Regions from separate parts of the Homo sapiens genome. Here region 2 is linked to region 1. A link is an interaction called in ENCODE POLR2A ChIA-PET data of the cell type or tissue named here. Cell type or tissue: PC-3. All regions are shown on one strand. Each heading gives the region's core, and the rest is flanking DNA. Links, peaks and the distances in the headings are about the cores only.

Region 1 (15,301 bases), core at 2,348-10,347:
CCTTTGTAAACAGTAATATCCTTGAAATCTTTTCTATGAGCTTTGCAATTCTCAGAGACTCTCTAGAAGGGGACTTGCTCATCATCACTTCTCATAAAGACATTTATTGGTTGTTGTCAGTTTTTAGGTATCCAAAGTGTGTTGCCTTTAGACCCAATTGGAGGATGACAAAGATGAGGGAGTGATCACTGAGGAGCAGGCAGAGTCTCAGAGCCCTGTCTGCCCTTGCACCACTGGGCTGCACACACACCCTCCTGCCTCAGGCTCTGGTCTGTGCCTGTGGCTTTGAAGTCTGGGACAAGGAGAGACTTTTCTCCTGAAGGGCAAGGGCTCCGTGGGCCCAGATAAGAAAGGGGAACAGCAGAATTGAATCCTCTCTGGGATCCAATGCCTGGACTGATGGAATTCCAGTAGCACCAATGTCTGCCTGGTATGCATAATGCAGGGCTTTATCTTTGTAACAGCATTTGTTAAATTAACACATCAGAATTGTACATATTTATGGGGTACATAGTGATGTTGTGCTACATTAAATGTATAGTGGTCACATAATAGCATGCAGCATATCCATTCTCTCAAACGTTTATCATTTCTTTGTGTTGGGAACATTCGATATTTGAAACTATATGATATATTATTAACTAGAGTCATCCTACAGTGCTCCAGAACACTAGAACATATTCCTCCTATCTCTTGTAATTTTGTATCCTTTAATCAATCTCTCCCTATTTCTCCCTTCCCCCTACCCTTCCTAGCCTCTAATATCCTCTGTTCTACTTTTCACTTCTATGAGATCATCTTTTTTTGAGCTTCCACATGAGTGAGAACATGCAGTGCTTAATTTTCTGTACCTGGCTTATTTCTCGTAACATAATGTCTTTCAGTTCCATCCATGATGCCACAAATGACAGGATTTCATTCTTTTTTACAGCTGAATAGTATTCCATTGTGTATATATACCACATTTTCTTTTTCCAGTCATCTGTGTTAGACACCTAGGTTGATCCCATATCTTAGCTTTTGCAAATAATGCTGCAATAAACTCAGGATGCAGATGTCTCTTTGACTGTTTTCCTTTCCTTTGGATAAACACCAGTAGTGGGATTGCTGGGTCATGAGGTAATTCTGTTTGTAGTTTTTTGAGGAACCTCTGTACTGTTCTCCATAGTTGATGTACTAGTTTACATTCCCACCAACATCATATAAGAGTTCCCTTTCTCCACATCCTTGCCAGCATTTTTGTGTGTGTGTCTTTTTGATAATAGCCATCCTAACTGAGGTGAGTTGATACCTCATTGTGGTTTTGATTTGTGTTTTCTGATGATTAGTGATGTTGAGCTTTTTTTAATATATGTTTGTTGGCCATTTGTGTCTTTTAAGAAATGTCTATTCAGATTATTGTCCATTTTAAAAATCAGGTTGTTTCTTTTTTTGCTGTTGAGGTGTTTGAGTTCCTCATATATTCTAGATGTTAATCCCCTGTCAGATGAATAGTTTGCAAAGACTTTCTCTCATTCTGTAGGTTGTCTTTTCAGTCTGTTGATTGTTTCCTTTGCTGTGCAGAAGGTTTTAGTTTCTCCAGGATCAGCTGTATGGTAGAACACAAAACAAGTCTCAAAAAATTTTTAAAAATCAAAATCATACCAAGTATCCTATCTGACCATAATGGACTAAAACTAGAAATCAGATAACAAGAGGAACATTCAAAACGTACAAATACATGGAAATTGAACAACATACTCATGAACAACCAATGGGTGAAGGAAGAAATTAAGAAGGAAACTAAAAAATTTCTTCATACAAATGAAAATAGAAACACAATATATTAAAACCTATGGGACACAGCAAAAGCAGTATTAACAGGCAAGTTTATAGCAACAAATGCCTACATCAAAAAACTAGAGCGATTTCATATAAACAACCCAATGATGTATTTCAAGATACTAGAAAAGCAAGAACAAGCCAAACTTAAAAGTAGTAGAAGGAAAGAAATAATAAAGATCAAAGCAATCATACATGAAATTGAGACTAACAAAACCATAGAGAAGATCAATGAAACAAAAAGTTGGTTTTTTGAAAAGATTTTAAAAATTCATAAACCATTAGGTAGACTAAGAAAAAGACAGAGAAGACCCAAATAAATAAAATCAGAAACAAAAAAAGACATCACAACAGATGCCACAGAAATACAAAGAATCATCAGAGACTACTATGAATACCTATATGCCAATAAATTCAAAAACCTAAAGGAAATGGATAAATTCCTGACACATACAACCTACCATGATTGAGCCAAGAGGAAATAGAAAGGCTGAACAGACCAATAACAAGTAATGAGATTGAATCAGTCATAAAAAGTCTTCCAAAAAAGAAAAGTCCAGGACCAGAGGGCTTCACTGCTGAATTCTACTGAAACTTTAAAAATGTAATACCAACTTTTTTCAAACTATTCCCCAAAAAAACGAAACAGAAGGAATTCTTCCAACTCGTTTTACAAGGGCTTTATCTTGAAGGCAAAATGGCACCACTCAAATGTCCATACTCAAATATGCCGCATTTTGGATTTTCCCTGGGCTGTCACCTCCTATCCTGGCTTCAAAACTGTGTATAGTGAGCACATCTCCGCGGTTCTCCCCACCCTGTGGGTAACACTTGAGGATAAATCAAGGAACAGGACTTGAGATTGCTGGGGCAATGAAAAAGTTATGTCCTCTTGTGGAAGCTCTGCCCTGCTCGTTCACACCACCTGCGCCCTCAGCCCTGGGCAGTGGCCCTTGGGGTACGTGGCCCTAGGGGTTGGAAGGTGGGGCTGCAGCTCCTCCTCTGCTGGGTCATCTGGGCCTTGTTCTTCATTTATGGTCTTGATTTTCAAAATCCATTTCCTGCCATGGAGTTCCGTAAGCGTTTGATATAAATAAATTTTAATTATTTTGAAAGGACACAAATTTCCACGTTGTATGCCGTATTTCAAAACTGTAGAGACTACCTGCGAAATCGCTTGCGCTGTCATATTACCGTATTTATATATATTCATATATTGTTTCTTAGATAAGCAAAAATTCTCATAGAAATCACAAAATATTTAGAATCAAATCACAAATGTATCTCAAATGATAATATCTAGATGAATTTTGAAGTCTTAAGTACACTTATGAGAAAATTAATAATAATGACCTCTATGTCTATCCTGAGAAATTAGAAAAAGATACTAAACCCAAACGCATCAGAAAGATGGAAATACTATAGATCAGAACTTAAACTATGGGGGGTGGCATTTGTGTTAGGTTGTTTTATTATAAAGAAAAGATCTGATTTTTAAAATACAGCAAAATGTGAATATATATAATATTAATGTCATGTATCTGTTTCTATTTCCTTGGATTATGTTATTCAAAATTAATTTTGTATAGCTAGAGGCCAGGAAAACAAACATTAACTTTGAGTATTTAAAAAAAATCAGTGCCTGCAAATGTATTTGGGACTTCCATGTGAGATGACCAGAGACCTTCTGTCCATTCCACACGGCCCTCCTGCATTCCACACACCTGCTCAGCAGGACAGCTTTTAGCTCTTCAAGAAGCTCCCAAGTCTTCCAGAGTGAGTTATCATTCAGATCAGACCATCCCAAAGGTACCACCGAATTCAGTGGGAACAACTTCATCATGTAAAACACAGTCACAAGCAAATAGAAATTTGGACTTTTTTCAAATAGGTATGAAGGAGGCAGTAATTATTAGATATCGATAGTGATGTGACTTTGAAATAAAAATTTTCTGCTTCTCACAGTCTGTTCCTGCTGCTACAACAAAATACCTTACCCTGGATGATTTATAAACAACAGAAATTTATTGCTCACAGTTCTGGAGGCTGAGAGGTCCAGGATTAAGGCACCAGCAGATTCTGTGTCTGGCAAGCGTGTGTTGCTCATAGATGGAGCCTTCTGTGTCCTCACATGAGGGAAGGGGCAAGGCACCTCTCTTCAGCCTCCCGTTCTCATGACTTAATCACCCCTAAAGGCCCTATCTCTTAATACTATCACATTGGGGTTTAGTTTCCAACATATGAATTTGGGCCAGGGTGAGGGAAACACCATTAATACTTTTTCTAGCTGCTAGATTCATTTTAAAACTCTCCTGAGTCCGGGCACGGTGGCTCATGCCTGTAATCCCAGCATTTTGGGAGGCCGAGGCAGGCGGATCACGAGGTCAGGCGTTCGAGACCAGCCTGACCAACATGGTGAAACCCCATCTGTACTAAAAATACAAAAATTAGCCAAGCATGGTGGTACATTCCTGTAATCCCAGCTACTAGGGAGGCTGAGGCAGGAGAATCGCTTGAACCCAGCAGGTGGAGGTTGCAGTGAGCTGAGATCACACCACTGCACTCCAGCCTGGGTGACAGAGCAAGACTCCATCTCAAAAAAAAAAAAAAAAAAAAAAAAAAAAAAGTCTATCCTGAGCTTGCAAAGCAGGTGTTCGGTACTTACAATAACTTCTTACCAGCATCAGTCGTGACTTTCCTGATACAATTTAACTAAAATAAAGTGGAGTGATAACTAGAACACTGAGGGCTACAAGAAGCTAGGACTGTCATCTTGAGCTTTGATTTCTACTTTTTGTCTCTCCCAAACAGTCAAGGGTCAGCTGCCTGTTTTGCAATAAAGTATTATTAGCCCATAGCCACACCCACTCCCATACATCCACACTCAGGCCACAAGGCCAAGATGAGGAGAGACCATTTCACCCTCAAAGTCTAAAATATTGATGACTTGGACTTTTGCAGAGATAGCGTGCCAACTCCTGCTCTGCGCAGTCACGGTGTTCTCTTTGAGCAGCTTGTAAATATTGTCATAAATGTAAATTTATAAAATTAATTGATAATAAAACACTAGTTTTTTTGTATTGGGGCTCCTCACAAGATTCCATCTTTTAAAAAAAGAAAAAGATTCTGTCGCTTTGGTAAAACTCGAAAACCACTGCGTTGTGGCATCGTCTGAGGGACAGTGACAGGCGGTTAGCAGTAACGTGGAAATAGCTCTGAAGGAAACCCCGGGACAGTGAGCCTTCAGGTTCCGAAACTGAAAATAACTGCAGGTTGGTCATATTTGGAAGTAATTTTTTAAACGTAAAATCATTCTATTACTATTTATTGTGACAAAATACAACAAAATCAGCAGGCTTCCGTGAATTGTTTCTCCATGCTTTAGAAATCTATGGTTACTTTGAAAGGTATACACTGATTTCTTGACACAGCTGGTAGAATGTTGTTCATATCCGCTACTCTGTTACATTTGTTAAATTATTTTTTTATTTTTGTAATTGACACATAGTAATCGTACATATTTATGGGGTACACAGTGATGGTGCAGTACATAGAATGTAAAATGATCAGATCAGGGTAATTAGCATGCCCATCATCGCAAATATCACTTTTTTGTGTGTTGGGAACATTTTTTTTTTTTTTTTTTGAGACGGAGTCTCGCTCTGTCGCCCAGGCCGGACTGCGGACTGCAGTGGCGCAATCTCGGCTCACTGCAAGCTCCGCTTCCCGGGTTCACACCATTCTCCTGCCTCAGCCTCCCGAGTAGCTGGGACTACAGGCGCCCGCCACTGCGCCCGGCTAATTTTTTGTATTTTTAGTAGAGACGGGGTTTCACCTTGTTAGCCAGGATGGTCTCGATCTCCTGACCTCATGATCCACCCGCCTCGGCCTCCCAAAGTGCTGGGATTACAGGCGTGAGCCACCGCGCCCGGCCGGGAACATTTAACATCCTCCTCCTAGCTATGTGAAACTGTATATTATTAGTAGCTATGGTCATCCTACAGTGGCGTAGAACATTAGAACTTGTTCCTCCTACCTAGCTATAATTTTGTATCCTTCAACCAACCTCTCCCTATCCCCAGTTTCCCCCCACCCTTCCCAGCCTCTAGTATCCTCTGTTCTTCTTTTTACTTCTATGAGATCACTTTTTTTTTAAGCTTCCATACGTGGGTGAGAACATGTGGTTAACTTTTGTTAAGCATTTTTAAGGTCTTGATTTTTACTCTTTGGAAAAGAAAACTGGGAACGTTTCAGTGCCCACAGTTTTATCTCCCCTGATTGGGCTGATGCGTGTCTGGAGACTGACCGCCACCTGCCTGGGAAGCTCCCGGGCCACACCTAAGCCACACTTCCCGGTGCCGTGCAGAATCGGAAGACATTCACTGATCCCCTTTGTGTCTTTAAAGGATATTCCCCGAGTCCCTCCGGTGGCTAATGGCCACCCAGCAGTTTGAGTCTGCAAAGAGGCTGATCCTCCACTTCACACAGAAGAATCGCATGAACCCTGAGGGCGACATCAAGGGTGTGATACCAGGTGAGCACACCGCGGGCTGGCAGGGCTCAGAGAGGCTCCACGGGGCAGGTCCCTGACACCTGGGCTGGTTTTGTTGCACAAACAGCTGTTTTAACCAGCTGTGCAATTCTCCTGTGACCTTTTGGCCTGCACAAGGGCAATGTGGCAACCTTGACATTCTCTCCATTTTCTAGGTGTTGGTTTCTTTCATGATCAAGTCCAGCACACTCTGGATCTGCTCATCTCCTGTCTAAATGCAGAAGCGAGCCATGAGCCCAATATACACTGCTCAAGGGAATATCTGGCTGTCTGGCCCATAGCCTACCTGCCTGCCAGGTCTAAACACTGCCAGAGCGCTGGCTCAGGGTGTAGATGGCCCCTGTGACCTCAGCTTTCCTGAGCATGACCTTCAGAGAGCCACCATTGTCTTTACCTGGCCATGACCTATTTGTTGGGCAGCTGAAGACAGGAAAGGTGAAGTGTTTTTGGATAGTCGTTCAGATCCATAGAATTCCTGCGTGTCAGGAGCGTTACCACAGCTAGGTGGGGGTTCTCAACCTGGGGATCCACGTATCACCAGGAGGTTGTTAAAATCCAGATTCCTGGGCCTCTCCCTGGCACCTGGAGATCCTGACCTGTTAGATTTGGGATAAGCCCTGAGAACTTGCATTTCTAATAAGCACTAGAAGAGATTCTGATGCAAGTGGTATACAGATTTCCGTTTGAAGATCACTGGTGGTCTCGGCCCAAGCTCTGACTCACTGCCCTCACTGAAGACCTGGGATAAATTGTTGCTATAAAATTCCCTGGGAAAATAACCTCCAGGCCATCGTCCAAGAGAGAATATGCTCATTTTCCCCCCTGACCAGAAATGCTTGTGATCATGATTCATTCAGTAAACCAACACGTGTTTACTAGATGCCTGCTGTGTTTCAGGCGCTATTCTAGAGCAGAGAAGACACAGGCAAAGCCTTGCTCTCACGTAACTTGCAGGCAGGTGGGGCACACAGACAGGGAAGTTACACGTGCATACGTCAGGAGGGATGAAACAGCAGGGCTGTGGGATAGAGGGTGGCAGGGAGGGACTACAGTCAGAGTGGCTGCGGAAGCTTTGCTCCAGGGGCACAGGTGCAGGGGCCTGAGTGAGGTGGGAGAATGTGCCCTGCAGGTATCCATTTACGATGGGAAGGGATGCACGGGAACCCCAAATCAGAGAAGCCCTTGGTACCTGGACAGGCCTCTCGTTAGACTCCCAGTTCAGAAGATCGGGGACACTAGGTCACTAGAAGCTCCTTGGTGCTGCCGTAGCTCAGCCAGGATGTCACCCTCTGCCTCAACTTGTGCAGGGCCGTGAGAGTCAGGTCACCCAGGCTGGACCACGTGCTGGGTGGGGTGGGGCCTACCCAGGGACGCCTGAAGCTTTTGCTTCGCTGGACAGAAGAAGGACATGAGCCAGGTCTGGTTGACATGAAGGGTGCTGAGTGCTGGTGCATCTGTGGTCCCTTTTTATCCAGGGACAGTGACGAGAAACACGATGACACTCACATGGCACTCACATTTCAGCTCCTTTTCTAAGTGATTTGCAAATATTAATTCATATTTAATATTTAGCCCCCAAGTGCTTCACGTGTATTATTTCTCCATGACAGCCTATGAGAGAGGCACTATAATTAGCCCCGTTTGCCGATGAGGAAACGGGAGCACAGAGAGGCTAAGCAGCTTCCAGAGGTCACACAGCTGCTAAGAAGTTGAGCGAGGACTTGTCCAGCAGGGGTGCAAAGTCCAGCAGGGGTGGCTTTGCCACGCTGCTCTAACATGAGGGAGAGCTCTGGATAGATACAAACTTCCCTGCGCTGAGTAGTGAGTACTCAATCCAGGTTTCTCCAGCGGGGCCATGCTTGCTCGTTTTGGACGGTCCAGATGGCTTTCCCAGATTTCCCCAGACCTCACTCGTTAGCAGGTTAATGCTCTTAGGCTTACAGTACAATTTGTTTGTGGCATTTCCCTAATTAAGTCATCACACTCTGCTTCTTTCACGTTAAAATATTGTCTGGGAATAGCTTGTTTTCTCAAATCCTAATTACACTGATTCATTTCCCTCCTATATTTGGAAAGTGGTATTAGATCCTTTTTAAAAATTTATTTCTTTGCTTATGAGTTTTGCTGGTGCTTATTTCCTTTCCAGAGTCCCAGGCAGGAGGCTGGGTGAGAGGCAGTTGGTGACATGTGACTTAACAAAGAGGATAGAGGCTTCACCTCCTTGGGGAGCGGTCCTCAGGTGGTGGCTCTGCCCCGCAGCCCTTCACAGTGGACTCTGCTCTCTTCCACCCCCAGCTGTCAGATGTGTTGATGGCAGCACGATTGGCAGGGCTGCTGAGTGTGGGGGAAGGCAGCGTGTCTTTCAGTTGCTACATCTCCCACTTCCAGCTTCCTCTGCCCAGGCTCAGTTTTCTGCATGGAATCTTCCTCCCATCACCCCATCTAATCCCACAGCCAACACCTGCTCCGAGCCTCGTGTCTGTCACCCTCTCGCGCCCTGGCCGGCTGGCTGGGCTCCCAGCTTTGTTCCATCCTCCCTGCCACCAGGTCACACATGATCTGATCACATCACCACCGGCTTCAAGCCTCTCCAGTGCCTCCCAGTGCCTTTCGGGTAGACCCCAGGTCCTCCAGGCCACTGCAGAGGCTCTGATCTCTGCCTCCCACCACCTCACACCCTGGCCTTCGTTTGGCTCCCAGGACACACCACCGTCTCCCTCTCCACAGGTCCCTCCCGGTGCACACTCCCTGTCCTCTCAGCTCCCCACTCTTGCCTTGCCCAGCTCCTCAGAGACCAAGTCAGCCCCCAGTTATTCACTGTTACAACTTCAGCACTTCTCCCCGCTTCCCCTCATCCCAGCTACGACGAGTAATTGCAGGGTTCCTTATTACTGCCTGTCACCCCTGCAGAGCGGCAAGGCCAGGCAAGGCAGGGCCCGTCTGTAGAGCCAGACACTTCTGTGCCCCCAGCAGCAGCCCAGCCGAAGGCCTGACGCGACGCGTAGCAGGTGTGCCATGAATATTTATGGGCTAAACGAACCCAGGACTCCTATAGGAAGGAAGGGTTAGGATTGCGGTTGCATTGCCACTGGGTAAGTAAGCGTCTCGGGCCTGGCTGGAGGTACGTGTAGGGGTCCAGTGGGGCTGCTCACTGCCCCATCAGTACATCCTAACCTTGGACTTATGCCGGGGGAAAACCTGATGTTCTCAAATTTCTTATTTCCTTTTCTCTTTTAAAGCTGTCCTTGGTTTATCTCCTAGCAAGTGTGAAGTTCTTACTGGCCTGTGCAGCTGAGTTTAGATATGTGGGTGTGTTCCTGAGCATCATTCTCTCAATGTCAGTCCTGCAACCTTCATATCACATAACGTGCCCAACTGCTGAGAGCACTCCTGTGTCATTAGTTCCTGAGGTTTTGAGCGTTTAAAGCAGGAGTAGAAGGCCCGCTGGTTCCCAATGTGGCCGTGTGGCCAGCAGCCTAATGCAAAAACGAGACCCGGGATGAGTGCCACACACGGCACTGTGCCTTCAGTTTCACAGGCTGAGCATCCCTTATCCAGAATGCTCGGGACCAGAAGTGTTTTGGGGATTGGATGTTTTGGGATTTGGGGATATTTGTATGATACTTACTGGTTGAGCTTTCCAAATCCAAAAATCCCAAATCTGAATGCTCCAGTGAGCATTTCCTTTGAGAATCATGTGGGTGCTCAAAAGATTCTCAATTTTAGAGCATTTCAGGCTTCAGATTTTGTAGAATCTCAAATGGTAGTAATGTAACTCAATGTAGAATGTCGAATGCTCAAATGGTAGTAAGATAAGCAAAAAGTCACTGGACAGTGACTGCCAGGCATCGGAGGAAGCGCTTCATATGTATCTCATCTGCATCTGAGCTTCATGAGGGAGAGGAGCCATTCTCCCTACTTTACAGGAACAGAACGGGCCCAAAGAGGCTGAGCAGTGGGGAGCAGTAACTCCATGATACCTCTCAGTGTCAGGCTAGCCCCAGGGGAAGGACGGCAAATGCACTCCTGTCTTCTTCCTTGTGGGGAGCCACGTGCAGGGTGCAGGCATCCTCCGTCCTCAGCATCAGTCCTCTCCGGGCAGCCCCACACCTCACCCCGGAGAAGCCAACCTGCCCAGCATTGCCAGGATGCACGGCTGAGTCTGTGTGATCCGAGCGCCCCCATCTTAGCCCCATGTGGGGCTCCCTACTACCCCTAGCAATGACAGAGCTTGGGTTTTGTCCTGGCCTGCCTCACTCTGCCTTAACAATCTGTTCAGATCCTAAGATGACGAGAGGGTGGATATGTCAGGCCACCTCCACGTTCCACGCTAGGTACCTTGCCCAAGTCACACCACCTGTAAGTGATGAAAGCAAGGTATGACCCCAGGCAGGCTGCACAGGGCCCTCACTCCACAGGCGACCGCCACGGCTCACTCAGAGGGCTCAGGTTAGGTGGAGCCTGTGTCTGGGCAGACGAGGACAGAGATGACAGAGGTCGGCAGTGCCCGGTCAGTTGTTGAAAGCTTGGCTAGACATTGAAGATTGTGCTGTCTGAGGTGACTTCGTGATAAGACTCCTGTGGACGCTTATCTTCCACTTGCTTTCAAGCACATTTATTCGAGTGGCCGAGTGGCCCCATTCTAAATCCGTCCCGGAGGGGTGAGGGGCTGTGGGGAAGAGGCAGCAGGTGCTTTTTCTACTTCCCAACACGGGTGTGGGGCTCAGGGCTGCCTCCTTGGAGCGTTTGGTGTGCTTTTTTAATGACTCATGTGGCAGAGATGGCAGCATCCCTTCTTCCCTTTCATTCTCTTTCTCCTCCTCCTGCTCCTTGTCCTCCTCCTTTTTCTTTTCTTGCTTTCCGTCTCTATAACTGATGTTTTTCCAATTTCACCCCTAACGCACTAGCATCGTCCACTAGGATGACAACAAAGCCGGTTTATCTCATACCCCCACGCAAGCCAATTCCAATTCTCCTCTGCGTGTGTTTTCCCTGCTCCTCCTGAGCCTGGTCTTGGGCGAGTGGCCACTGCGTCCTCTGCTGTCCTCGGAGGCCTGGTTTACCTCTCACACCAGATGGCCAAATGTGGAGAGGCCGTGCCCTCCTCCCAGCGGGTCAGCAGGGTCATCAGGGCCTCCTTTCCCTCCCTCTGTTGGTGAAGAGAAGCTGGGAGATGTTGGGCTCACTGAGCACGGGGCGGGAAGACACGTGCTCCCCGAGTGCTCCCAGAGGCCGCGCCGAGTTCTCCCATCCGGCCCTCAAGGCAGCGCTTCATCCTACTTCACAGACGAGCAGCTGGGCTCAGAGCAAGGACAGCGTAGCTTTTCCAAGGAGAGCGTAGCTTTGCCGGAAGTGCAGAAGCTGGGTTCCTGCCCAGGCTCATCGGGCCCCTCACAGCACCCAGACCTCAGCCCCGACCACACGGGGATCCGTGAAAATGTGGAGGCACAGGGGCTGCAGGATGGCCTTGGACATACCTGGCTCATCAAAATTCAGTCGGCTCGACGTGGGTTTTGGTTGGAAAATTTTCTGATGGCTCTAAGTCAAGCAGGCTGATGTGTCCTCCTCCTCCTCTGTCTCGAGGAGAGCATGGGAGCTGGGTGCTCGCAGCAGCAAATCCTAGATGCCAGTGTCCCACAACCTGGCCGGGCTCCCTGTTGCCCATTCATTTCCATGTGTGAGGAGTTTAGAGAAGTCTCTAGATGTCCATCTGATACCTGGACAGACAAAAAGGCCTCTTGGATTCAGCTACCATTGAGGGTGTTAGAACCATCTGAAGTGTCCTATAACATAGAGCGCTGCCTTGAGGGCCGGATGGGAGAACTCGGCACGGCCTCCAGAAGCACTCGAGGATTTGAGGCCCAGAAGAACAGATATAATGCTGCGGAAGCTTCATGCTGTTGTTGACAGGCTGGTGATGTGAGTAACTGGTAGTAAGATAAGCACAAAGTCATTGGACAGTGACTCTGCCAGACATGGGAGGAAGCGCTTCATGTGCTTCCTGAAAACATATCAATAGCCCTGGAAAGGTTAATCTAATTCCACTTAGAAGAATTCAGTTACCTCTGCAGACTACAGTCAATTTTTTAGACTGGGTTCTAGGTTTAATTTTATTTAAAAAGCTCAGGTCATAATGCAGTTGTTATTGCTTCTTTAACATCATACTTAGTAAACAATAACATATCAGGAGTTCAGTTTGGGGTATATACTTTTTAAAACTTTAAACTTATATGGACTTGCTAATGGACATTGAAATTTTCTTCTCGGAAGTCTTCCATGGTGAGAAAACGTAGCTATTACAGTTGGTTTCTGATGAGTTCTATAATAGCAAAGATATTCAGATCATTGGATCCAAGGTTTTCTGTTAACCATGATATTTTCAAGCTCTTTATAAAATTAGTTATTTTAACCATGGAGAAACTGTGCCTGTAGTCAAAGTAGCCCATTTTTGCTGAGGAAAAATAATGGACCTTGGGAGCTGAGAGGGTCCGTGGACCAGCAGCTGAAACGCCGGCCCTGTGGGCTTACACACAGACCTCAATCTTTGCACCCAAGTATGGCAAGGGAGAAAGTTCTGGAAACTCAGTAGACATGAGCTCCCTCAGACAAGTGAAAGGTTTCTCCTTCTCCCTTCTGTGCCCTGGCTGGTGACACTCAGTTCAAAAACAATGTTTGAATAAAAACATCATTGCTTTATTCAAATCCCTACGGTTTAGCAACACATTTTTTCTTCAAACTATAATGAAAGAGCTTTGTGACCCTCCTACCGCTGGATGGCAGGAAGGAGGTGGAAGAGGAGGGTTGAACTTGAGCCATCCAGGGTTCAGAGTGGCCCTCGGAAGCACAGGGCCAGGGTCCTGGAGACACAGCCCCCGAGGGAGCAGAAGGATCCCTCTAGAGGCAACGACAGACCTCCCAGTACTCGACTTCCCAGATTGCGAATGTCTGATACTGTCGTGGTACTGTTGTCGAAACTAAAAGAGTGACATTGGAACACTACCATTCACCAAACCCCAGCCTTTATTTGGTGCCTCCCATCATCGTGCTTTCCATGACGACTCCTCCCACCCGGGATGCCGCCCAGGACTGCGTCTTGTCCTCCCCTCTCCCTAGTCTCCTGGTCTGACAGCTGCTCAGTCTTTCTTGTTTCTGGTGACCTTGACAGTCTTGAAGAGTCCTGGTTCCCCTCCGCTTCGGGAAGTCTCCCTTTTCTTTTTTAGCTCCCCAGTAGGGGATTACTCCATGAAGACATGCCAGGCTAGGAAGGCAGAGAGGCAACAGAAGGCTGAGGTGGCATTCCTGCTCCCAGACGTGCAAGCAGACAGCTCCTGGAGGCCAGCACCCCCACCATTCTGAATCTTCCCTGTAAATTGCCAGATCAACACCAGCACCTCTGCAGACCCCTTGGCCTGGTGAATGTAACACTGTGCGCTGGTGGACTCCCTTCAGAGGGGCTTTCAGAGCCGCTGGAGCCGCACAAGAAACTCAGTCTCATGACTTTATAGTTGCTCACATCCCTTGGAGCCAAAATATTGTCCAGCCCCCAAGGACTTCTGTTAACTAAAACATGCACACGTATATGCATGCGTATGAATGTGTGCATGTATGGTGTATACACATACACGCAGATGTGTTCACTTATGTATTTGGCTTTCAAAGATGCATATGATGTCCTAAGGGCAGTTTCAGCAGAAGTAGCTACAGCCATAGTTCCACCCCACAAGGCTAAGAAGCATATCTGCATGTGGCCTTCCCAGTCTCCGAGCCGGGGGTGACACAGGCAGATGTAGAGTGTACGGAAAAGAACTGCATGTTTAGATTTGCCCAGGGCCTAATGAGTGCCTCAGTAACCTAGAATATCATCGCTGAGCTCTGTACTCAGACAAAAGTGAACTGAGTCGAGACCGTTTGTGTGCACTCTGACTGGTTCCAAAACAAGGGTTTGTGATGGAAACTTCTGCTGACGGTGCACCTTGGTGCCCTCTCAGGCACCCGAGCGAAACCTGAACTGCAAAGCTGGGGTCTTATGAGTGCCTTTCTATCCTGGAAACCTAGACCCTATCCACTGGCAAAAAAAAAAAAAAAAAAAAAGCTTCTCTCTCCCTTCTGTGGTACCCGAACTGGGGAACCAGGGCTGTGACTGCAGCTGCTGTCCTGTCCTCTGTGGGCGGCCTGCCCAGGGCTCACAGGGTCTGTTTCTTTGCAGAGCTGGAGAAAGAGCTTTCCCGGAGGCCCAAGAAGGTCTGCATCGTGAAGGTGGTGGGGACACGGAACCTGTGGAAGAACATTGTGGTCCTGTGTGTGAACTCGTGAGTCACAGAGGACAAGTGCCAGCTGGGTGGGAGGGGGCCAGGGAAGAAGGTGGGGAGTGGTGAAGCCCAGGGCCCTGCTCCCCACCCCGCTGAACTTGGAATCCTAAGGGTGTGTGTGTGAAGAGTGACACGGGCTAGAAGATATTGACCTCCCCCGCTCCCGGAAGCCTCAAGCAGCCGGTGCCCCCCAGCCCAGGCGTGTAAATCCTGTGAGCAGGGCCTCCCCACCACGTGCCCATGAGGTCCAGGAAACCAAGATGCACATGGACGCACCTCCTCAGGGGCACAGTGGGGGATGCCACAAGGCTGGAAATTCTGGGCCCTGTCTCAGGACAGGGGATTTGAGACCCATGAGGCCTTGGCCCCTGCCTGTAGCCGGCCCCGCCCTTCCTGAACCTGCAGCCAGCCTGGCCAAAGGCCCCAGGACAGCCGTGGGTGGAGGCAGGTGGGCCTGAGCCAGGCCAGTGAGCGCAGACCTCCTCCCAGGGCCCTCACCGGCCCAGGTCGCCCCGCCTGCTGGGTCCTGCAGGGGCTGGGGGCATCACTCACGCAGGTTCTTTGCAGCCCAGTCCCTGGACTTGGTGTGTACCTAGAAGGTCACTCCTGTCTTGAGCTC
Region 2 (15,301 bases), core at 2,676-10,675, 140 kb before region 1:
CCTCCGTTTGGGAGATAGCTGTCTTCCCAGGTCACAGGTCTCCCTTTCCTTCTTCATCTTCCTGTTCTGAACCATCTGCAGATCTCTCCCTCTCCCTCTCCGTCTCCCTCTGCCTCTCTGTAGCAACATTTTCTGCAGGTGCCTTTACTTTGGCCTTTAGTCCAAGATAGGATTGAGTCGAAAGTTGGTGTCATTTAAAAACATGGTGGGGGCTGGGCGCGGTTGCTCACGCCTGTAATCCCAGCACTTTGGGAGGCCGAGGTGGGCGGATCACGAGGTCAGGAGTTCAAGACCATCCTGGCCAACGTGGTGAAACCCCGTCTCTACTAAACATACAAAAAAATTAGGAGGGCGTGGTGGCGGGCGCCTGTAGTCCCAGCTACTCGGGAGGCTGAGGCAGGAGAATGGCGTGAACTCGGGAGGCGGAGCTTGCAGTGAGCGGAGATCACAACACTGCACTAACTGTCTGGGGGACAGAGCCAGGCTCCGTCTCAAAAAACAAAAAACAAAAAACAAAAAAACATGGTGGACTTTCTGAATCTTTGTCCTGAGGTTGCCACAAACTGGTGGTGTGTGGGAGCCAGCTTGGCTTCTATTGACTCTGAGCCTGCTGCACGTGTCTATCCAACTTCACATTCAGTAATGTCATGCTGGCAGCTTGAAATTCACCATGGTGGGAGCATTTACACCATAGGAATTGGCAAACAGTGGAGATCAGGGTTTTTTTTCTTCATAGAGCCGGTTGTTAAACATTTATCACACTAATGAGTGTGACCCTGGACCACTTGAAAAAATTTTTTTGGCCGGGCGCGGTGGCTCACGCCTGTAATCCCAGCACTTCGGGAGGCCGAGGGAGGTGGATCACCTGAGGTCAGGAGTTCAAGACCAGCCTGACCGACATGGTGAAACCCCGCCTCTACTAAATATACAAAAATTAGCTGGGCATGGTGGTGGGTGCCTGTAATCCCAGCTACTCAGGAGGCTGAGGCAGGAGAATCGCTTGAACCCAGGAGGCAGAGGTTGCAGTGAGCCAAGATTGCGCCATTGCACTCCAGTCTGGGCAACAGAGTGAGACTCCATCTATCTCAAAAAAAAAAAAAAAAAAAGAGAGAGAGAGGCCAGGCATGGTAGCTCATGCCTGTAATCCCAGCACTTTGGGAGGCCGAGGTGGGTGGATCATGAGGTCAGGAGATGGAGACCATACTGACTAACACAGTGAAACCCCATCTCTACTAAAAATACAAATAATTATCCAGGTGTGGTGGCGGGCACCTGTAGTCCCAGCTACTTGGGAGGCTGAGGCAGGAGAATGGCGTGAACCCGGGAGGCGGAGCTTGCAGTGAGCCGAGATTGCACCACTGCACTCCAGCCTGGGCAACAGAGCAAGACTCTGTCTCAGACAAAAAAAAAAAAAAAAAAAGAAAGTTTCTTTCCTCTCTCCTCCTTTTCACAGATTTGAGTGCCTGTTCTGAGCTGAGCATTGTGCTATGTGTTGGGGATACAATGATATGTGAAAGTAGACAGCTCAGCTTCCATAGAGCTTAGAGACTTCTGGGGAAGGCACACCCAAACTGATCAAGTAATAATCTTTTCATTACAAAGTGAGTTAAGCGTGTAGAAAGAAAGGGAATTGAGAGACTAGAACAACAACAACAAAACCCTGACCTAGACAGACTGGTCTATGTAAGAAAGTGACATCTGAGATGAGAGCTGAGGTTTGAGTAGGAGGTAGAGAGAGAGGCAAAAGAGGAGAGATGTGTGTGTTTTCCAGAGACAGCAAATGGCACTTGCAAAGGCCCTGTGGTGTGTAGGGCCTGGAATTGATAGCAATTGATATGGGAATGGGGGGTGGCGATGGCTTATAAACCGTGCTAAGAACTTTTCCTCTAATTTTAGAGCAAAGGAAAACCATTAAAGAGTATTAAGTGGGATAAGGGATATGATGCAGTCAGAGTTCGTATTTTTGAAAAGACCTCTCTGGCTGCAGTGAGATCTCGCGTGGTGGGGAGGGGAGGCTGTGCTGAGTGCACAGGAGAAAGCCAGCGAGGCCTGTAGAAGATGCTGATAACTCCCCCAGGGCTGACGGGGAGGCAGACACTCTCGGGAGATACCAGGGAGATGCCCTTAGCCAGCTGAGGTGAGGCCTTGGGAATGGAGGGCTTCAATGGAGGGCATGTGGAGTGAGACGAGGGCCTGGGCCCAAACACCGCACGTACGATGGAGACTTGGGGCTCTGTAGCCACCCATAGGCAGAGGGGAGGGAGGAGAGCTTTTGACAGGGAAAGGCAGCCTGACCAGAGGTTCTGGAGGAAACTGGGCCTGTTTGGGAAGCAGACATGCTGGCCTGCGCAGGGGTTCTGGGGATGAATAGTGGGAAGTCCTACTGGAAGCTCAGAGGCCAGACAAGGGGGCCTGAGCCTGTTCCCAGGGCTGTCGATAGAAAACTCGGGGCCTTTGGCGTGTTCTGCCATTTTCTCTGGCCCTCCTACTCAACAAGGGAGGATGCTAATTAAGTTTCCACACAGCTGAAAGACCCAGATATGTGAAACCATGGGGCTAGAATTTGCCTTCAAATTCAGCTGGCTTTGCCTTTGCTAATTGCTTAGTCTAGGTAAAAGATTGTCCTGGGCGTGGCCATGTTTAATATGATTATCTAGTCCAAGCCTTCAGTTTAGATGAGAAGGCTGAGCTGGAGGGCCATTGGCTTGTCCAAAGCCACCAACCTATTAGGGTTTGAATTCAGTTCTCCTTATCCTCTGCCCCAGAGTGGCCCTTACCATGGGAGAGGGGCTGGGAAGGGCTGGCAGGGGCTCCCACCCTTTGTGACTTCTCCCTGGCGCTGGCCTTTCAGAGGTGACCCTCCCGTTGTGCTTGAGAATGGTGGTTGCTGTATGTTTGGGTTTCTGGACAGTTCAGCTGTGGCTTTGCATGGGTGGACTTCCGCAGAACACCTCTCTGGGCAGATTTCTCTACTCTCTGTCTTCTTAGTCCCGGCTAGCCAGGCCCCCATCTTGTCTTGCTGCTTTTAACACCACAGGCCCGAGAGACAGAAAATAAGATGGAAACCTGCCCACATCACTTCCCTGCTTGAAGCCTTCCATGGCTCCCCATCACTGCAGCACCCATCAAGGGTGCCCTCAGCCCTGAGCCCCACATGTCTTTCCTCTCCTCCCCTGCCACCCCTCCTTGTTGTAGGGGGCATCTTGTATATATTAATAGTTCCCAGCCCGGTCTCTCTCACTGCCTTGTGCCTTGCTCATGCTATTCCACTTGCTCGAGCCCCTTCCCTCCTTCCTTCAGCCCCTTGGTTCCTGCTCATCCCTCAGGTCAGCTCAGTCTCCATCTGAAGGACGGCAACCAGCTGTCCCCTTATCCAAGCCCTCACTGGACCCTGGTTGGAAGGATGCCCGTCTCTCTCCCCTCCTGAAGCTCTTTGACTTTATGAGGTTAACACCATAAATGTCTGAACTCATCTGAACTTGATGTCATGAAAAGGGCAAGAGTGGCCGGGCACAGTGGCTCATGCCTGTAATCCCAGCACTTCGGGAGGCCGAGGCAGGTGGATCCCCTGAGGTCAGGAGTTTTGAGACCAGCTGGCCAACATGGTGAAACCCTGGTCTCTACTAAAAATACAAAAATTAGCTGGGTATGGTGGTGCGTGCCTGTAATCCCAGCTACTCAGGAGGCTGAGGCAGGACAATTGCTTGAACCTGGGAGGCGGAAGTTGCAGTGAGCCAAGATGGCGCCATTGCACTCCAGCCTGGGGGACACAGTGAGACTCTGTCTCAAAAAAAAAAAATAAAGGGGGGCAAGAGTGGCAGGCCTGGCTTGCAGCCCCAACTCTGCCACTTGTCATGGGTCTCTCTCCCAGAGCATTACTGCACCTGTTTCCTCAATGGTAGAATGCGGTCAGTGCTGCCTGACCTTGAGGGCCATTGTGAGGACAGACGCAGAACACTGGGAAGCGTGCCCCACCCCCACGTACCTGGCAAACAGCCCCCACCCTGGAAGCCTCAGGTGCCTTCCTTCCTCCCCTTGGTGGGGTGAGGACGACCGGGATGAGTCGTCTGAGAAGCACTTTGAGGGGGGAGGAGCTGAAGGCCACACCTGGAAGGGCGATTTATTCCTTGGGCGCTGCCAGGTGTCTGCCGCCTTCACCCAGAAACCGATGATGTTCGGAGCCAGGTATGCCCTTCAGACAGGAAGCCTGCATCCAGGGTGATGGGAGGAGCCCCACCAAAAAGCACCCTCTACAGGGTTTATGTGTCTAAGTTCCAACCTGAAAACAAAACAGGTCACCGGGCCACAGGGCTCAGAGAGAGGCCGGGATCAGAAAGCCAGGGGACCTTCCTGGGTAGCCAAGGCCTGGTTAGCCAAGGCCGGGAGAGTGGGGCTCTGCCTGGCGCTTCACTGCCTCCTGGAGTTCTCAGGCCAGAAATCTGAGTTTATGCCATTGAGTGGAAGATGAGCTGCATGTGTTTGAAAGCCTGGCTTGGGTGTGCTGCGTGAACATATGGCTCAGAGAGAGTGGAATTTGAGAGACGAGTTGTTGGTGACTTTGAGCTCATAGCAGCAGAGCTCAGAGAGCAAACGTAGGGGCAAGTTGAAAACTGGAGAAAGGGCTGGGGCCCCTTCCCACTTGCAGCTGAGATTTTATGGGATGCCATGGACTTTGACCTCAGTATTGTAGAAACCTTAATCTTCTGCAGGCTGGGGTTTAGTTGTTTTGTTCTTTGTGTCACTATTGATGAGCAGATCTCCCTCCACACAAGTGATTTAGAGATTGACAGGGACCTATTTGTCTGGGAAAGGGCAGGGGCTGTTGAGTGCATGAAGTGGATTCCTCTAAAATAAACCATTGCTGTGAGAGGATACCGCCAGCACGCGCCCACCCATGGCATCTGCATGGTATTGTATCCTGTCAGACCTCTCTTCGGTCTCTTTTGGCTACAAGTAACTAAAACAAATTTAAATTACATTAACAAAATATAAAAGGAATTTCTTGGAAAGATGCAGGGCAGCAGGTGGAAGGTGGGATCTGAGATCACAAAGTGGGGTGGGGAGTGTCTTTTAGGACACTCAGAAGCTATATCTTCTCATCCCATTCTCCAGAAGTGAGCTCGGTTCCCACTTCAAACTGGCTTCGCCTGATGCTTTTGCTCATGTGATCCCTGGTCAAGCAACGGCCAACACAGAGGTCAGCATCTCTCTGTCCAACTCCAGCTTCCTGGGTGCAAATCTGATTCCCAGCATGGATTGGGGTGAGGGAAAGGAGGTTTTGGAGCAGGGAGTGAGGTTACGCAGGGCTGGGGACTCCTTCAAACGGTGTGACAGGATATGGTTCCGGCTGTTCTTCAAGCTGGGGTGGAAGGGGTTATAGGCAGATGTTTCTGGCAATTAATTGAGGGTAATTGAGTATTGATGATTTAACCACTAAATGCTTTAAACAAAGTATTCTTTTCCCTCCCAGAGACTCAGGATGTAACTCACCTGCTGGCTACTTGAGCTGAGTGTGGAATTAGCAGGAACATACCTCCTGAGGCTTCTCTTCTAGGAATAATTAAACATGGCCTTAGATATTAGCTCCAGATCACCCAGGGATCTTGGAAGGAGCCGTTGGACAGTCACCAACACAGTGTTGCCAATTGTCACTCCCACCCCTGCCTTCACACAGGGCCAGTCTCCTGCTTTCCAAACATTTCTTCTAGTCAGGGCCAGCTACATAATTCGCAGGTCCCCGTGGAAAATAAAAATGCAGAGTCCCTTGTTGACAAAGTGTGTTGTCACCACTGCAGAGCTAGGCAAGGGTTTCCCCAAGCCTTTCCCAGTCTGTCTTCCTTGTTTCTCAGTAACTTCTCTGCCTCTCCTCCATTGTACTTCATGTCTTTTTCTAGATTTCTTTTGGTAAAAAGCAAAACACACTTTTTGAGGGCCTACTTTTCCCAGGGAACAGCTTTACAGAGCCCTGAGCAATTTTGTTTGGGATGTTTGGTTAGCTCAAGGTGTGCAATGGCATGAAGGAGCCAGGGAGCAGTCTTCCATTTGAAAATGCCGCTCTCTCAAAGTTGAGACAGTTGCTTTACTTATCTGAACAGAGAACCAAAGAGCTGAGTCACAGAGATGTGTGGTTAAGGATGTTAAGTCGTAGGAATGCTAGTTAAGTGTTTATCAGGTGTTTTTTTTTTTTAAATAAAGTGGGGAGGAGGGTCAATCCTTTATGTAATTTAATTCAACTAGCTAACAGTCGTGCTTTATTTCTTAGAATCATTTTAAAAATAGGTGCAAGGGAGATAATGCTGGCTTAAAACAGCCACAAGCATCCCAGTGGTCATATTGTATTATGGACGGGTTATGTACTTAGCATCGTAATTTGCACTATGGAGTGTTTCCTCCCAGATTAGATGAAAAGCTGCCTTTTGCATGTGTTTACAAGATGCTTTACAAATTGGGCGCCCTTGATTGCTATGTGTTGAGGAACTCCACTGTTCTCAGATGGATATACTTTAGCGTCTGCAGTAAGCGGATAGTCTTTGTCCTACTCTTTTTAAAACTTGTCTTTATTTGTAATTGTGGTAAAACTATAAATTATAAAATGTACTATTTTAGCCATTTTTCAGTGTACAGTTCTGTGGCTTTAGGTGCATCCTCATTGTTGTGCAGCTGGCACCATCATCCATCTCCAGAACAATTCCATCTTCCCAAACTGAAACTGTCCCCATGAAACCCCAGCTCCCCATTCCCCTCCTCTGGCAACCCCACGCTACCTTCTGCCTCTTTGAATTTGCTTACTCCGGGTACCTCATATAAATAGAGCATTTGTCCTTTTGTGACTGGCTCATGTCGCTCAGCGTGATGTCTTCAAGGCTCATCCATGTGGTAGCGTGTGTGAGCGTTTCCTGCCTGCCTTAGACTGAGGAATACGCCATTGTGTGCCTGCACCACATTCTGTTTGTTTGTTCACCCATCGGCAGACACTTGGGTCGCCTCTACCCCTTGGCTATGGTGCATGTGCGGCTGGGAACTTGGGTGATGCCCTCCTTCTTGAAGACAGTTCCGGACAATCCCTCCATCCCTCCCGTGCCCTCCCCTTCAGAGGCAGTGCTGCAGCTGCTTGCGTGGTGTCCCTGTCTTCCTCTCAGAACATCTGCCCTGGGCTGGTGTCACAGATGGGTAGAAGATCGTGTCTGCCCTGGAGAAGGGAGCTCCTCATGTAGCCGGAGACGGTTGGGAAATTGAATATCCCTGGCATGCGGCACAGGATGAGCGGGGCAGGGAATGGGAGCTGAGGGTGGGGGGTGAACCGAGCACATCCCAGGAGGGCAGGTGCAGTGCACTGTGAGGTGCCTTGGCCCAAGAACAGGACAAGGTGCAGGGGCGCAGAGGAGTCGCTTCCGTCAGTGGGCAGGGAAGCCCAGGGGGCTGTGGCATCTGAGCTATCCCCAAGGAGGGCTTGGGTTTGAGCAGTTGAAAGGATTGAGAGAGGACCTCTTCTGTGAGGAGCTGATGAAGGTGGGGAAGGGACATGTGCAGAGTGCAGAGAGGACGTGGCCTAGAGGAGGGCATGGGTCCTGACCCTGCAAGGCCCCCCTACAAAGCCATAGAGTCAGCCTTCGGCATAGCTTGATTTTTTTCCCCCAGTAGACAATGAGTCTCCTGAACTTTGTAAGTAAGGAAATGATGGAAGAACGAGATTTTAGGACTTGATGGGAGAGATCCAGGAGAGAAGGGCTCGTGTCCACCCAAAGGGTCTGTCCACAGCCCCTCAAGCCAGCCCCTGAGGCGCTGTACCTCCAGGACACACCCATGTTACTCAATGCCTCTTGAAAACCACCTGAACGAGCCCCCATCACAAAACTGTGGTAGGCCCCATGGTCCTACCTGGGGGCCACAGCCCTCTCCCTCTCGACATGTCTGAGCTCCTGCCAAGCACCTTCTCTGCCCAGTGCCCAGTGCTCCTGCCTCCTACAGGCCCCAGCCCAGCACCATGTGGTCTCTCCACTACAGAGGCTGTCAGGCTTGCCTGATGCCGGACCCCACACAACTGCTCAGGAATTTCAGTTGACCTCCCTGGGTGAGTTTCTAGGGCTGCAGAATACCACAGACGGGCAGCTTCAACTGCAGAGATGTATTTCCTTACAGTTCTGGAGGCTGGAAGTCCAAGACCAAGGTTCAGCAGGATTGGTTTCTCCTGAGGCCTCTCTCCTTGGCTTGTTACATGGCTGTCTTCGTGTCCTCACACAGTCTTCCCTCTGTGTGTGTCTGCGTCCTCATCTCCTCTTCTTTTTTTTTTTTTTTCTGAGACGGAGTCTTGCTCTGTTGCCCAGGCTAGAGTGCAGTGGTGTGATCTCAGCTCACTGCAACCTCCACCTCCTGGGTTCAAACTATTCTCCTGCCTCAGCCTCCCGAGTAGCTGGGATTACAGGCGCCCGCCACCGTGCCCAGCTAATTTTTGTATTTTTTAGTAGAGATGGGGTTTCACCATCTTGGCCAGGCTGGTCTCGAACTCCTGACCTCATGATCCACCTGCCTCGGCCTCCCAAAGTGCTGGGATTACAGGCATGAGCCACCGCACCCGGCCACTCATCTCCTCTTCTTATAGGGACCCCAGTCGAATTGGATCAGGACCCACCCTAATAGCTGCATTTGACCTTACTACCCTCTTTAAAAGCCCACTCTTGAAACACAGTCACATTCTGAGGTCCTGGGGGTTACAGCTTCAACGCTGGAGCTTTGAGGGGACAGTACAGCTCATGACAGCAGAGCTCCAGCATGGACCCTGAGCAGGGCAGCTCTGATCTGTATCTGCACCCGGGATAGTTCCCTGAAGCCCTAGGCCTGTGCATTCCCCAACCTGCTGGACTGGCCCTCTCTTGTGGTACCTGATCTTATCTGTGCCTTTTCCCTAAATCCCAGTGTTTTGGTCCTTGGACCCTAGCTGAGTGGCTCTTTATCACTCCCTTGCTTCAAATCCTCCGTGGCTCTCCATGACCTTTAAGGTGAAGTTGGGCCTGGGTGGTAGGTTTCACGGTCTCTGCCTGCCTCTCCTGCCTCCATCCCCATCATCCCCACAGGGACCCCAGAGCTCCACCCACCGATTTGTTTATTTCCCAAACAATGCTGTGTTCCCCCATGCTCTTCTTTCAGCCCAGAGTCCACCCCTCCATCCTGTTGCCTCCTTCAGACCTTCTTGGCTCCCTCTTCCTCCCTTCCCGTTTCCCACCCCTGCTGTCCTGGCCTGAATATATATCCTCAGCCCCTGGGCCTAGCAGGTACTCTGTAAACACTTCCTGCATGGTGCCAGTAAGGAGGTGGCGAAAGGGTTTTGCTCTCATTTGAGTGAGGTTGGATGGCTTAATTCTAAGATGACAAGAATAAAAGAGGACAGATTCGTAAGTTGGCTCAAACCTAAAGTCACATTTCAGTGAGCTATTGAAGATTAAGAAGAGTTATGTAGCTTATCTGAAATGGCAACTAATCAAACTTGGGTGGATCATACTGGGCTCTGGAGTTGATTATGTCTTTAAACCACTGCTGTTCAGAACTTTAGGTAGGTCACAGAGCCTTTTCTTCACGTGGAACGGGCCCATCTTCGTCCAGGGCCGCAGTGGCTCCGGTGCACTTAGAGTCACCCTGGGGAACTTTCAGAAATGCCTGTAGGACCCCAGCATCCATCGTTTAAAAGAAGTTCTCTGGACACTTTCCACGGGGTATGATTTTGCTCCCAGAGAACATTCGGCAATGTCTGGAGACATTTTTGTCGTTGTTGTCACACCTTTGGGGGCATGGGGGGAGGGTGCTACTGGCGCCTGGTGGGTAGAGGCAGGGGTACTGCTAAACATCCTACAGGGCACAGGACTGTCCACACCACAAGGGATGATCCGGCCCCAGATCCGGCCCCAAATACGGCAAGTTTGAGAAACCCCGGTCAGATCCGGCCCCAAATACGGCAAGTTTGAGAAACCCCGGTCTAGACTAATAAAAACACTCATTGTATTTCCTGACCACACCCAACAGATGGCCAAGCCTGTGGGGTGGGACAGTGGGACCTCTGCTCTTTAACCCACAGTACGGGACACATGGGTGTTCAGGCTGAGGGTGTTTCATCCTGCTGGGAATTCCCACAAGGCAGCCACGGTTCCCTGCCCTCTGTGAAGAAAGGGTTTGCTGAGCTCGTTATGGAATAAACAAAGCTCAGCAGGCAGCAGGCACGTTTAGCCCACCTAGGAAAGCATGTTTGGGAAAAGGGCCATAGTATATTTATACAGGAATGAATGTTGCTAATGACCAAGTCACTCCTTGAAGTAGGTCCTTTGAACCTCTACTTAGAATAACGGTTAATTACTAGAAAAGGAAACGTTTGTTTGGAAGTAAAAGGTACTTATTTTCAAAATGTCTCTAATTCAAACTAGCCTTTTCCATAATTAATTCCTATTACGGTGGTTTTATAGTGTTGTCAGCAGCAGGAAACTGGAGCTCTCCCGTGGGACACAGACACCAAGCGCTGGAGGCCGGAGCTGAACGTAAGCACTGTTTACGTTTGCTGAGTAATAGATCAGGCTGGTTCCCGCCAGGGGCCCAGGCAGCAAGCCTGATGGATCATCTAGTCCCAGTGAAACATCTGCTACCTGTGCCAAGGCAGGCACCTCGTGGCTTTGCCGGCTCCGAAAGTGAGTGTGCTAGGTATTAGCTGGACTGCTGGCCGGGGCCCCCTTGGGTATCCAGAGTGACCCCTTCCCCAGCAGGATGGGTCCTGCTTACATGATCGCAGCACTGTCTGCCTTGTCTCACTCTCTTGGCCCTGGACTTGGTAGCGTTGTCTTCCTTTTGGAGTGTTCTTGATGTTCTTGGTGCCTCTAGCACACGGCTGTCAATGGTGGTGGCAGGGGAGACTTAGCTGGGTGTCCTGGCAGGGGCCCATGTCTGACTCTCAGAGCTACTTTCAAGCAGGCAACAAAGATGTTCGATTGGAGCCCATCTGGCTAGAGGGAGTGAAATGCAAGAAGGTGATGGGTTCCCACAGGAGCCTGTCTGGGGCTTACCGGTTTCTGGAATTCTATTTTCTGGAGTCATCAAAATCTTCACGAAAAAATTAGCTGGGTGTGGTGGCACATGCCTGTAGTCCCAGCTACTTGGGAGGCTGAGGCAGGAGAATCATTTGAACCTGGGAGGCAGAGGTTGCAGTGAGCCAAGATGGTGCCACTGCATTCCAGCCTGGGCAACAAGAGCAAAACTCTGTCTCAAAAAAAAAAAAAAAAAAATCTAGTAAGTTCCAGAGTGGGTTTTTAAAATTATTATTATTTATTTATTTATTTTTTGAGACGGAGTCTCGCTCTGTCACCCAGGCTGGAGTGCAGTGGCACGATCTCAGCTCTCTGCAAGCTCCGCCTCCTGGGTTCACGCCATTCTCCTGCCTCAGCCTCCCGAGTACCTGGGACTACAGGCGCCTGCCACCACACCTGACTAATTTTTTTTTAATTTTTTTTTGTTTTTAGTAGAGACGGGGTTTCACTGTGTTAGCCAGGGTGGTCTCCATCTCGTGACCTCATGATCCGCCCACCTCGGCCTCCCAAAGTGCTGGGATTACAGGCGTGAGCCACCGCGCCTGGCCTATTATTTCATTTTAAAAGAAGACTTATTTGTAATATTTTTCTGGGAAGTCCCATAAGAAACAACTTGTCAAAAGTGGATATTGTCAAGACTATGAGGGAATTTTGATGTGTGTGGTTTTGTTTTGTTTTGGGGTTTTTTTTTGGTTTTATGTGTTTGCTGATAATGTGGTTTAAGTATAAGCAAATGGTTTCACTGTTTAATTCATTTCTCGTTTGCCTTCTTGTTGTTCATCGTTTATAACTATAGTTCTTTTGGGGCAGAGTCTTAGATAAGTGACCAATGGGAGGGTGGTGAGGAAAGCCAACGGCAACTTTGATGATGAATCTCATTTTTAACAGCAGTTTTTGCGAAGCTGAAATGACCTTTGACAGCAGAAGGTTACCAGGCAATTTACAGACTGAGGATGTATGGATCATCTTACTGAAAAGAAGTTTTTAAGTCTTCAGAAGGCATTTTCTCCTTGAGTACGGGGAAGCAACGACACACAGCAGCCTTTCTTTTGCGATCTGTTTGAATCTATATAGCAAACACAGTGGTCTAGTCTTATAGTTCAAAATTATGTGGGGAAAATACTGCACCAGGCATGTCCTGAGCAGTGTGTTAACATTCAGATGTTTATTGAGCTGATACTTTGTGCACAGCACTGTGCTGGGAGCTGCAGGAGACAGGGAGGATGGATCTGTGAGTGTGCTTGGAGAACAGGTGGTCCCAGGAGACAGAGGCGGGGCCAAAATAGCCTGGCAGAGCGGTGCACGGTGCATGGAGATAGGGAAGAGAGAGTTGGGAATCCCTGGGATGTGCGCCCTGTAACGGGAAGGAGCGGGAGAAGACACTTATTTCAGTTAGGAGGAGAGAATGGCACAAGACTGCGAAGAGTTTGAAAGCTTGAGGGGTCAGTCAGGATGCTGCAAGTAGCAGAAAACCCTGCATCAAACTTGCTTTAAAAAAATACAGAAGGGCCCGGGCACAGTGGCTTACGCCTGTAATCCCAGCACTTTGGGAGGCCAAGGTGGGCGGGTCACCTGAGGTCAGGAGTTTGAGACCAGCCTGACCAACATAGTGAAACACCATCTCTACTAAGAATACAAAAAATAGCTGGACGTGGTGGCGGGCACCTGTAATCCCAGCTACCCGGGAGGCTGAGGCAGGAGAATCGAACCTGGGAGGCAAAGATTGCAGTGAGCCGATATCACACCATTGCACTCCAGATTGAGACTCCGTCTCAAAAAAAAAAAGTATAGATGACATTTCTGGAAGTCCAGAGACAGGACGGGCTGCAATCTCCAGTTCTTTCTAGTTCTCTTCTAGGTCATCCTCTGCCCTGGCTTCATTCTCACGCTGTATTAGCTTGCTGGGCTGTGTAACAAATACCACAGAAATGTATTCTGTTACAGGTTTGGAAGTTGGAGGTCCTAGATCCAGGTGTGGGCAGGGTCAGTTTCTCCTGAGTTCTCTCTCCTTGGCTTGCAGATGGCGTCTTCTCCCTCTGTCCCCACGTGGTCCTCCCTCTGTGTGTGTCTGTGTCCTCATCTCTCCTTGTAAGGACACCAGTCACCTTGGATTAGGGCCCGCCCTAGAGACCTTACTTTAACTTTAATCATCTCTGTAAAAACCCTATTTCCAAACAGGGTCACATTTTGAGGTTCTGGGGTTTGGATTCCAGCATATCTTGTTAGGGGCAGGGTGGACACACTTCAACCTGCCCAGGGTCCCTTCAGGGAGAAGGGAGGCAGTCGCATCTCTGGAGCATGGGCTGAGTGTGTTCTCATGTCACTTCTGCAGTAAGTGGGCTTTCCGTCCAGTCTGTCTGTTGTAAATCAGATGTGCAAGTGAGGGCAGCTGCCAGAACTTCCATAGGAGTTGGCTGCCGTGTTCACAATCCAGGTGGTGACAGAAGGCTGCAGGTACTAGAGGGAAGGGCAGGTCCCACCACTGCAGGAGAGGTAGCTGGGAACAGGGGTGGGAGTGTGGGTCCCCATCATAGGGGAGGAGGAGGGAAAGGAAAGGGGGAAAAGGGAGACGGAGAGGGGAAGGGGAGCAGGGATGGTGGAAGAGAGGGGAAGTGGGGAGAAACAGGAGGAAGAGATGAGGAAGGGAGAGGGAAGGGAGGGGAGGAAGAGTTCATTGCTGCAGGTTGGCTGGGCTGAGTGTTTTACAGATGCCGTGGCTGAATCCTGACAGCCCCCTGAGAAGTTGGCTTCTCTGTGGCTTATAGCTAAGCTAAGCCACCTGCTGGAGCTGAGATTTGGACCCCAGCAGCCTGAATCCCAGCCCCTGCACACTGCCCCTCTGGGTAGGGGACTTCCAGCATGGGTCCTTCACTCCCAGCAGCCGCTTCCAGCACCCTTGTTGCCTGGGTTCTCCGCCCAGGTTTCTATGGAGCAGTGTGGATGGGTTGGGGCTGTTTTTCTTGCCTTTGATATAGTGACAGTCAGACTCCTGTTTGGAACTGACAGGCAGCCCATAAGCACACCTGCTAAGAACCTCAGGCCTTGACATAGCATCTGTGGGAAACTTTCACATCTCTTTTCTGAGTTCTTGGCCTAGAGATCTATTTCCTAAGCACAAGGGAGGATACGATCAAATGCCCCCTCTCCTGGAGGTTGATCCAGGCATTGCGGTTATTCCGTTGGTGGATTGGCCACACCCCTCGCGTCTCCTCCGTTCTGCTGCCTGACCTTGTGCTGTTGGAGGAACAAAAAATTGATGCTCCTCGCAATCCATCAGATATTTCTGCCCTGTCTTTGGACCCATTTTAAATAATTTCACAGATTTTTTTTTTTTTGAGATGGAGTCTTGCTCTGTTGCCCAGGCTGGAGTGCAGTGGCGCGATCTCTGCTTGCTGCAACCTCCACCTCCCAGATTCAAGCGATTCTCCTGCCTCAGCCTCCTGAGTAGCTGGGACTACAGGCGGGTACCACCATGCCCCGCTTATTTTTGTATTTTTAGTAGATATGGGATTTCACCATGTTGGCCAGGCTGGTCTCGATCTCCTGACCTTGTGATCCACCCGCCCTCCCAAAGTGCTAGGATTGCAGGCATAAGCCACCGCACCCAGCTCTTTATTTATTTATTTATTTATTTACAGAGTTTCGCTCTGTCGCCCAGGGTGGAGTACAGTGGCGTGATCTCAGCTCACTGCAATCTCCGCATCCCGGGTTCAAGTGATTCTCCTGCCTCAGCCTCCCAGGTAGCTGGGATTACAGGCATGCACCACCACACCTGGCTAATTTTGTATTTTTAGTAGAGATGGGGTTTCACCATGTTGGTCAGGCTGGTCTCGAACTCCTGACCCCAGGTGATCCATCGCCTCGGCCTCCCAAAGTGCTGGGATTACAGGGGTGAGCCACTGTACCCAGCTTTCACAGATTTTTTAAAGTGGAGGCATAATGACCACATAGTAAAATGGACAGATGTTAAGTGTATAGCTTAGTAGGTTTTGACTTGTATATATGCCCATCAACCACCCCCTAAATTAAGGTATTTCCTTCACCCTAGTGAATTCTCCAGTCAGCCCACCCCTTAGGCAACCGCTGCGTTAATATCTATCCCCATAGCATGGTTTTGCCTATTCTGGAAGGTTATATGAAGGAGGCCTGTGGTCCGCCGTGTCAGTCTCATCCCTGGATTCCTGAATGGTACTGTGCACATTGATAGTTGTTCCTGTTTGTTGCTGAGCCATATTCCACTG

Evidence for each region. ChIA-PET counts read pairs that join two places held together with the same protein. Peaks named below come from ENCODE experiments on the same cell type or tissue, not always from the same donor. Only the 100,000 strongest peaks of a DNase experiment are listed, where the experiment ranks them.
Region 2: POLR2A ChIA-PET joins it to region 1 with 13 read pairs; 3 of 35 experiments call an interaction of 5 or more read pairs at or near these places.

What each region holds. Positions count from the first base shown.
Region 1 is chr6:3,289,145-3,304,445 of GRCh38, reverse strand. SLC22A23 (solute carrier family 22 member 23) reads left to right here. Exons shown (of 10, transcript NM_015482.2): 5 at 6,228-6,355; 6 at 14,580-14,682. Among named protein-coding and RNA genes, the nearest start is that of PSMG4, 38 kb to the right of the region's middle. RefSeq lists an enhancer at 7,241-7,741. In PC-3, for the core only: a CTCF peak has its summit at 8,650; a DNase peak (open chromatin) is centred at 7,255; H3K27ac peaks cover 1,676 bases.
Region 2 is chr6:3,433,703-3,449,003 of GRCh38, reverse strand. The region is part of intron 1 of SLC22A23 (solute carrier family 22 member 23); the gene reads left to right. Among named protein-coding and RNA genes, the nearest start is that of SLC22A23, 16 kb to the left of the region's middle. RefSeq lists enhancers at 1,729-2,275, 2,276-2,823. In PC-3, for the core only: no CTCF peak of the experiment used is centred there; DNase peaks (open chromatin) are centred at 6,093 and 10,553; H3K27ac peaks cover 1,647 bases.